Linked DNA regions of Homo sapiens: region 1 is linked to region 2. A link is an interaction called in ENCODE POLR2A ChIA-PET data of the cell type or tissue named here. Cell type or tissue: GM12878. All regions are shown on one strand. Links, peaks and the distances in the headings refer to the core of each region. The heading gives the core; the rest is flanking DNA.

The links. ChIA-PET counts read pairs that join two places held together with the same protein. Peaks named below come from ENCODE experiments on the same cell type or tissue, not always from the same donor. Only the 100,000 strongest peaks of a DNase experiment are listed, where the experiment ranks them.
Region 1: POLR2A ChIA-PET joins it to region 2 with 8 read pairs; 8 of 35 experiments call an interaction of 5 or more read pairs at or near these places.

Annotation. Positions count from the first base shown.
Region 1 is chr10:5,969,659-5,972,158 of GRCh38, reverse strand. All of the region lies in intron 1 of IL15RA (interleukin 15 receptor subunit alpha), which reads left to right. LOC107984200 (a long non-coding RNA gene) reads right to left here. Exons shown (of 3, transcript XR_001747348.2): 3 at 1-165. Among named protein-coding and RNA genes, the nearest start is that of IL15RA, 6.6 kb to the left of the region's middle. In GM12878, for the core only: no CTCF peak of the experiment used is centred there; no DNase peak of the experiment used is centred there; H3K4me3 peaks cover 1,218 bases; H3K27ac peaks cover 826 bases.
Region 2 is chr10:5,875,176-5,882,087 of GRCh38, reverse strand. It overlaps ANKRD16 (ankyrin repeat domain 16), which reads left to right. Exons shown (of 8, transcript NM_019046.3): 6 at 1,712-1,790; 7 at 3,801-3,991. The coding sequence ends at 3,958. Among named protein-coding and RNA genes, the nearest start is that of ANKRD16, 11 kb to the left of the region's middle. In GM12878, for the core only: no CTCF peak of the experiment used is centred there; no DNase peak of the experiment used is centred there.

The DNA.
Region 1 (2,500 bases), core at 1-2,500, 92 kb before region 2:
CTCTTGTTCAGAGTGTGAAGAATGAACTGTAGTCAGGAGACTCCAGAGAATAGGAGCTGCATTGAGGTTTTTGAAATCGTTCTGGTGGGTGGTGATGAAATCCTGAACACAGGCGGTGTCAATGCAGGAGACAGAAGAGGCCAGATGTCTTCTCGAGTCCTAAAACTATAGAATGTATTTCATTACTTTCCTTTCATTTGCTCTTCAACCTGTAGCCCTCAACTCTTGCAAGACTCCAATAATCATTATTTAAGGATTCGAGTTATGGAGAAATTCACCTGGCACACAAGAGGTGGGTCAGGAAGCTCAGTTAATGAGTCTGAGAGAGAAAGAAAAGAATTGCCAAGTTTCAGGCAGTGAGCTGGAGACAGTCTGTACTTTTTGGGAACTCCAAAAGGAAGTGTGTTGACTTGGCTGACATTTCAGCGGGGAAAATAAGGAAGGAAGGTGATGGGTGACTGTGAGGCCAGAGGCCTTTGCCTTTTCCGTACACCAGCTCCACAGTGAGCATCCTGAGGGCAGGAACCATATCTGACACATCTCTGAATCCTACCACCCTTAGCTCGTGCAGGCATTTGAAAGGTGCTGTAAGCGAGGGGAATGTTGGAGTCCATTCTGACTCTGCTCACAGGATTGGGAGCCACGCTAACCCGACAACCTCTGAACTCTGGATATGGAACCAGGCCGAGGCTGCCAGCTCTTATTAGACTCTGTAAACCAACCTGATAGATAAGGAAGTGTGATTCACAGGTTCTGGGAAACAGAAAGAGGTGTGGCCTCATACACTATTTTGGTGACTTCATTTAAATGATCGTTAGGACTTGTTGTATATGTTTTTTGGCTACTTCAGAGTTTTGAAAGTCCTAGAGCCATAAGTTTACTCCAATTTCCATTACTTCATAATTCCATTATATGTATTCAGAAAATATCTATCGTATACCAGCCGTAGGAAAGTGAGAGTACCACAGAACTGTGAAATATACATACCATCTGCAAGGAGCTTATAATATTGTAAACAAGGTGAGACTTGTTTACATTGAATAACTAGGGAACAATGTTATGAGAGAATATATAGAAAGTATAATTCAAGTATCTAAAGATGTGATTAAGGCATGTGGAAATGAAGTTATTGCTTCAATTAAATGTATTATCTCTGGAGGACGGCTTGAGTTCAGGAGTTTGAGACCAGGCTGGGCAACATGGTGAGACCCCATCTCTAGGAAAAAAAAAATTAGCCAGGTATGGTGGCATGTGCCTCTAGTCCCAGCTACTCGGGAGGCTGAGGCAGGAGGATTGCTTAAGGCCAGGAGTTTGAGGCTGCAGCGGGGCATAATCATGCCATTGTGCTCTAGCCTGGGTGACAGAGCTAGACCCTGTCTCAAAATAAAATAAAATAAAATAAAATAAAATAAAATAAAATAATAATGAAATAAAATAAAATCATTTTAAAAATAAAATAATAAAATGAAACAGTGTTAGTAATATCACCAATATAGTTATGAGACAGTCCAACTTTATAAAGTAAGTAACTGGCCACCATTTGCCTGGTTGGATTGGCTGTAGTACATTGATATCCTTGTACATTCAAACATTAACTATTCACAGATTTATCTTGGTTTGAGGACCGTTCAGAATGGAAGAACCACTGATAGACTTCCTTTCTCAGCAAAATGACAGAGTAGATACCAAAAAACCCTCCTGCTACAAAAACACCCAGAAATGATAAATAATATAGTGCAAATGCCTTTTAAAATCCTGAGCTGATAAACAATAATCAACTGTTTAAAGCAAAATAATAACAATGTGTCATGGGGTATAACATATGTCAAAGCAAAACATAGAACAATAGCACAAGGGCTTGGGGGAGAGACTGGAAGTCTGCTGTTTCAGATCTTTACAGGATATGTATGTGGTGGTATAACATCACCGGAAGGAAAACTGTGATAAGGTAAAGATATATAGTGGACACCCTAAAACAACCACTAAACTAGTACAACGAGTTATAGTTAATAACCAACAAAGGAGATAAAATGGAATCATAAAACATACTCAGAGAATCTATGATGTGATCATCTCCATAGGAAATCATATGGAATCTACAAAGCTGCTATTAGAATAAGTGAGTTTACAAGGGTGCAGAATACAGAGTCAAGACACCAAAAAATCAATATGCAAAATACTAGCAACAAACAATAAGAAATCGAAATAAATATCATACCATTTGCAGTGACATAAAAAATATGAAATACTTAGGGATATGTCTGACAAAAGATGTACAAGGCTGGCACGCTGAAAATTATAAAACATTTCTGGAGAAATTGCAGAATTCTTAAATAAATCAAGAGAGATACCGTGTTGATGGGTTTTTAAGAAGACTCAATATTATTAAGATATCAATTCTTCCCCAAACTGATCTTTAAATTTAATGAATTCCAATCAAAATTTTAGCAGGCTTTTGTTGGTAGACATTGATACACTGTTTGTTAAATTCAGTAGGCCA
Region 2 (6,912 bases), core at 1,939-4,438:
GTATAAATTATTTTATAGGCCAGGCGCAGTGGCTCACTCCTGTAATCCCAGCACTTTGGGAGGCCAAGGCGGGCGGATCACGGGGTCAAGAGATCGAGACCGGCCAGGCGCAGTGGCTCAAGCCTGTAATCCCAGCACTTTGGGAGGCTGAGGCAGGTGGATCGTGAGGTCAGGAGATCGAGACCATCCTGGCTAACACGGTGAAACCCCGTCTCTACTAAAAATACAAAAAATTAGCCGGGCATGGTGGCAGGTGCCTGTAGTCCCAGCTACTAGGGAGACTGAGGCAGGAGAATGGTGTGAACCTGGGAGGAGGAGCTTGCAGTGAGCCGAGATCGCACCACCGCACTCCAGCCTGGACGACAGAGTGAGACTGTGTCAAAAAAAAAAAAAAAAAATCAAGACCATCCTGGCCAACATGGTGAAACCCTGTCTCTACTAAAAAATACAAAAAAATTAGCTGGGGGTGGTGACACATGCCACTAGTCCCAGCTACTCAGGAGGCTGAGGCAGAAGGATCGCTTGAACCCGGGAGGTGGAGGTTGCAGTGAGCCAAGATCATGCCACTGCACCCCAGCCAAGCAACAGAGTGAGACTACATCTCAAATATATATATATATATATATATATATATATATATATATATATAAATAATATTTTTATTTTATAAAATATTTATTATAATAATTCCTACTAGCTGTAATAGGAATTCCCATTTATGAGCGGTTATGATCTTTTCTAGTTTATCTCTCCCCTAAAGATTTCAACAAAGAGTATATTTGCTTGGGAAATTTTAGAGTTTTGGGTTCTGTATAAATCACAAGATTTGTACTGCTCACAATGATGGAAACTAACTGCATTGGGTCAGTAATTTGGCTCACAGAGTTGATCATCTATATTCTAATAATTAAATGTCACCAAAATATTTATTTAATGATTTATATTAGAATTGAGAATGATACAATATCTTACTTTAGATATGAAAATTTGGCTGGGCGCAGTGGCTCACACCTGTAATCCCAACACTTTGGGAGGCTGAGACAGGAGGATCCCTTGAGCCCAGAAGTTTGTGATCAGTCTGGACAACATAGTGAGACCTTGTCTCTACAAAAAAAAAAAAAAGAATAAATTAGGGAAAAAAAGATGAAAATTCACTTTTAGCAGTCGACTGTTTTAGAAAAGGTGCCTAATATATGTTAGAGTCTGTGTTTAAAGTGTGAAAGGAAAATAAAAACGTAAGACCCCCAACTCACTCTGCCAAAAGAAAAAAAATTAAGCTGAAAGCTGAGTCATGCAGAAAGCTGCCTTTCCTTTTGTTCCTAAGCAGATAGCTACAGATAAAGGGTTAAATATTTCCACAGGTAGCTACTTTATATTCACCTTATCTTATGTAAAGTGCCAATTTACTGAGTGGAAAGAGATATTTAATGTATCATTGCCTAATCCCCCCCCTGCTCCTTTTATCCTGCAATGTGGATTCAGTAATGTGACCATACCCTCCTCCTCTTCACTCCAGCCCTCTTTTCCCCTTTAAATATTGAAGCCCTCAAAATCATCTTTGGAGAGAGACACAGACCTGTCTCTCAGGTATGTCCTTAACCTTGGCAAAATAAACTTCTAAATTGATTGAGACCTGTCTCAGATACTTTTTGGTTTGCAAAAGGTTTTCTTTTATCCTCATCACAGTGATAACAAATTTGTTTCAATTCAGGAAGGACATACAAGTACAATTCAGACTCTCTTATCCTTGGGAGCTGACATCAATTCTAAAGATGAAAAAAATCGATCAGGTACCGTTTAATTTTATATATGCCTTGGAAATTAGTAAACTGAGTATAACCAATACACTTTTATATTTAAAACAATGATTTTAATATTCTTCCTTTTTTTTTTTTTTTTTTTTTTTTTTTTTAGTGGTGGTGGTGTTGAGACAAGAGTTTCCCTCTGTTGCCCAGGCTGGAGTGCAGTGGCACGCCATCTCAGCTCTCTGCAACATCCACCTCCTGGCTCAAGTGATTCTCATGTCTCAGCCTCCCAAGTAGCTGGAATTACAGGCATGCACCACCATGCCTGGCTAATTTTTGTATTTTTAGTACAGATGGGGTTTCCCTATGTTGGCCAGGCTGGTCTTGAACTCCTGACCTCAAACAATCTACCTGCCTTGGCCTCCCAAAGTGCTGGGATTACAGGCATGAGCCACTGTGACCAGCCTTAATGTTATTCTTCTAATAGCTCAGCTACTTTTCCTTAAAATATCTTTTTCTCTGCAAAGCCTTCATATAATTGTTATTATAACAGTGATGATGACTGCCACTCATTACAACTGCTGTTGTTAATCTTTGTTGTTATTTTAAACCATAACAATATATGCATCATAAAAGCAGTTTCTTTCTAATCCATGATGACACCTGCTAGCCAGGTATCGTATCAATTCTTCACAGGTCATCCATTTTGGAGTATATTTAGAAACTATATTCATTATGATTTTTTTTATTTAGAATATTCAGAAACATCTGCTGAGAGCAAATTCTTTAGACTTGGACTTTAAAATAAACCCTCTAACATTCTGTGAGCCAAAGGCCATCTTGCAAGGGTTTAGTGGAATTTTTTTTTTTTTTTGGAGACAAAGTCTCGCTCTGTCACCCAGTCTGGAGGGCAGTGGCACGATCTTGGCTCACTGCAACCTCCACCTCCTGGGTTCAAGCGATTCTTCTGCCTCCCAAGTAGCTGGGACTACGGGTGCCCACCACCATGCCCAGCTAATTTTTGTATTTTTAGTAGAGACAGGGTTTCACCATGTTGGCCAGACTGGTCTCAAACTCCTGACCTCAAGTGATCTGCCCACCTCGCCCTCCCAAAGTGCAGGGATTACAGGCATGAGCCACCGCGCCTGGCCTAGTGGGATCTTTCTGATGCTTCAAAGACTCGCAGGTACCTAACTACTCACTCTAGGGCTGGAAAGGGCAGCTGCTCTGCCCAGGAAGGGACACAGCTTCTCTGCTGGAGGGAAAGCAGCAGAATCACCAGTGCCCCTGAACTCAGCACACCAGGAACCTCAGTGCTGATTTCTGCACCCAGAGTGGGAAGCTTGTTCAAAAGTGTTTTTTTGGCTACGTGATTATTTGTGGTGATATTTTTACTTACAAAGCAAATTCAATAAGCCTTTTAGAAAGTTTTTTGTACCATTTAAAGTGTGTTTCCAGAGCATTCAGGCGTATGAAGAGGATGTATCCTATATCTTGTTAACTTGCTCTGTTGCTTCTTGCTTTAGATAAGTTTCTTTTTCTTTTTTTTTTTTTTTTGAGGCAGAGTCTTGCTCTGTCACCCAGGCTGGCGTGCAGTGCTCACTGCAACCGCCACCTCCTGGGTTCAAGCGATTTTCCTGCCTCAGCCTCCCGAGTAGCTGGGATTACAGGCATGCACCACCACGCCCGGCTAATTTTTTAATTTTTATTAGAGATGGGGTTTCACCATGTTGGTCAGGCTAGTCTCACACTCTTGACCTCATGATCTGCCTACCTCAGCCTCCCAGAGTGCTGGGATTACAGGCATGAGCCACCACGCCCAGCCTAGATAAATTTCTTAAATCCTCTCTAACTGGTTTTGTTATCTTTAAAACTATTTTCAACCCAATCAGGTTAGAAACAAAAATATTTTGATCTAGTATAGGTGAAGTTGTGAAGATGGATTACGGAAGATATTGAAAGAATTGATATTTTTATTGGGCACTATCAACTCATGAGGTCAGTATTGCTCCAGGGATTGTGTTTTAAGTCCATGTGATTTTTGTCACCCCTCAGCCCTGCATCTGGCCTGTGCAGGTCAGCACTTGGCCTGTGCCAAGTTTCTCCTGCAGTCGGGACTGAAGGATTCTGAAGACATCACGGGCACCCTGGCTCAGCAGCTCCCAAGGAGAGCAGATGTCCTTCAGGGCTCTGGCCATAGCGCAATGACATAAGGATGTTTCCAAGAGGAGGCAATAAAGTGCATGGTAATTCATATCCTGCTTCTTAAGTCAGTCACAGATTCAGCGAAACCAGTTGGAAGCCAGTTTTCCATCTCCTCCACTTCCTCCCTTCCCTCATCCTGCATGTTCCACTCCTGCTGAGGAGTTCCCAGTGATCAGGGGGCTGAGTTCCCAGCTCCATGACAGGCACATTATGGAGTCCCAAGCACAGTCATAATCTTCCCGTAGTCCATATTTCACTCTTTGTACTCTTAAAGTAGAATAGATAACGTTTGCGCGATCAGGCTGTGGGATCCTTAGAGAAGCATGTACCATGCATGAATATAATATAGCATACACACTTTCACAAACATATGAAATATCTTATAGTAACTGCTGCATGGTAAGGCTGTGATAATAATAACAAAAATATCACATACGTTGCTATTAGCTTGAGCTATAAAATGCAGTTGGCCCATTTAATTTCTTCCTTCATAAGCTTTTACTTGGCCATTACAATGGTTCACTTTTGGTTTCGTAGCCAAGAAGGACATACTTATAATCTGTTTACACAGGCATTTACAAGAAATTAATAAAAACTTTTATATATTCTAAGCACTGCTAGTTAAGCTATCAAGTTTTAATCTTGAGGGTTTTTGTTTGTTTTAATAGATAAATTCAGTATTGACCCCCTTCAAGTAATAAATACATGTAAAAAATGTAACTAAGGACCGGGCATGGTGGCCCGTGCCTGTAATCCCAGCACTTTGGGAGGCTGAGGCAGACAGATCACTTGAGGCCGGGAGTTCAAGACCAGCCTGGCCAACATGATAAAACCTCATCTCTACTAAAAATACAAAAATTAGCCAGCTGTGCTGGTGCATGCCTGTAGTCCCAGCTACCAGTGAGGCTGAGGCCCGAGAATTGCCTGAACCCAGGAGGCAGAGGTTGCAGTGAGCTGAGATAGCGCCACTGCACTCCAGCCTGGGCGACAGAGCATGACTCCGTCTCAAAAAAAAAAAGAAAAAAAGAAAATGTAACTAAGATATTTACAAAACTTCTGTTAACCTGAGTTTAAGAATGGGGTTTTGTCTTTAAAACCCATTTTTCTGGCCTGTCCCATCCACCCACGGAAGCCTGTGACTTAAGGAATGAAACACTTGACATTTAGCTTTAAAAAATATTATAGCCTCTTAAACGGAGTAAAGATAGGATGAGTCCTCAGGCATTTAGATTCTTTTTCTACTTTTTTTTCCTTTTCTTTCTTTTCCTTTTTTGATCCTTCTCTCTGAATTGCAAAGAATAATTATTAGTCTAGATCAGGCTTTTTAATCATTGTATGCATCAGTCACAAGCAACATTGAATCCTCTTATTCAGTGTGATCCAGTAAGTGCTTATTACACACCCACCTTACTCTCAGCGTTGGGCTCGGTTTGGCACAGAGCAAGAATTTCCCGTTCGTCTTAATTATTCCCAGATGGCATCAGCGGATTCCTGTTTCTAACCACCAAATCAGTGTTCTGGTAGAAACACTCCTGTCTTGTGACCTCTAAATTACACACTCTCCATCTGCACTGATTTGAGATGTAGTTACCACTTTTCTGTTCCTCCAGAGATGCCTGCGTCAATGCCCTCTAGGTCTGAAGATGGTCCTGTTGTGCGGCTATTTCACGTGTACAGGTGGGACTGAAAGATCAGTCTGGGACTGCCCTCTTTCCCCTCAGCACACACATGAGCAGCTTTGTGTTTGCAGCAGCTGCGTGCACGATCAGCTTCCACTTGGCTTTGCTTCTGCCCTTACAAACCAGCTGATGATGATGACACAGCATGTTACACTGTTGTCCCCGGTTTTCCTAGATTCCACGCACCTTTGTAATAGAAACCGTGGTTACTGGATGCCACTGCTGAAACTACTAAACACCCAGAGATGGCAGTGATTATAAGAACATTAATCGTGGGCTGGGCGCGGTGGCTCATGCCTGTAATCCCAACACTTTGGGAGGCTGAGGTGGGTGGATCACCTGAGGTCAGGAGTTCAAGACCTGCCTGGCCAACATGGTGAAACCCAGTTTCTTCTAAAAATACAACAATTAGCCCGGCGTGGTGGCATGCGCCTGTAATCCCAGCTACTTGGGAGGCTGAGGCAGGAGAATCGCTTTAACTCCGGAGGCGGAGGTTGCAGTGAGCCGAGATCGTGCCACTGTACTCCAGCCTGGGTGACAGAGCAAGACTCCATCTCAAAACAAAACAAAACAAAAAAATTAGCCTGGCATGGTGGCAGGCGCCTGTAATCCCAGTTACTTGAGAGGCTAAGGCAGGAGAATCGCTTGAATCTGGGAGGCAGAGGTTGCAGTGAGCCGAGATTGCACTACTGCACTCCAGCCTGGGTGACAGAATGAGACTCTGTCTCAAAAAAAAAAAAAAAAAGAACATTAATTGCAGCAAAGAGAGTAGCAATAATAGAATAATAACCAGATGTTTCCATAACAATAATATATGAAGAATGCTCTGGCAATGATAACTAATATTTTTCTATTACTCCCTAATTATAGTTACTTTACTCACCTCCTTTGGGTCTTTACCTACAAGCCACCTTCTCAGCGAGGCCTGCCCAGGCCACCCTATCTAAAATTGTGTCCTTTTCTTCAACATTTGATATCTTCTTTCCCCAGTTTATTTTTTCTTCTTAGCATTTGCTATTAGCAAATGTACCATATAATTTATTTATTTTGTTGATTGTTTTTCTCCCCGACTGGTATGCAGGCTCCTTGGACTGATTTTTGTCATTTAAATTTAAAATTATTATATAGTTAATGAATGGGCGATAAAAGCCCTTTATGTGCATTGAGCACTTAGTAAATGCGAGATAGTGTGCTAAGCCCTTACCTAGATTGTCTCATTTTGTCCTCTGACTCTTGCACCCTGCAGCCCCTTCTCATTATTATTCCCTCTGGAGCATCTTTTC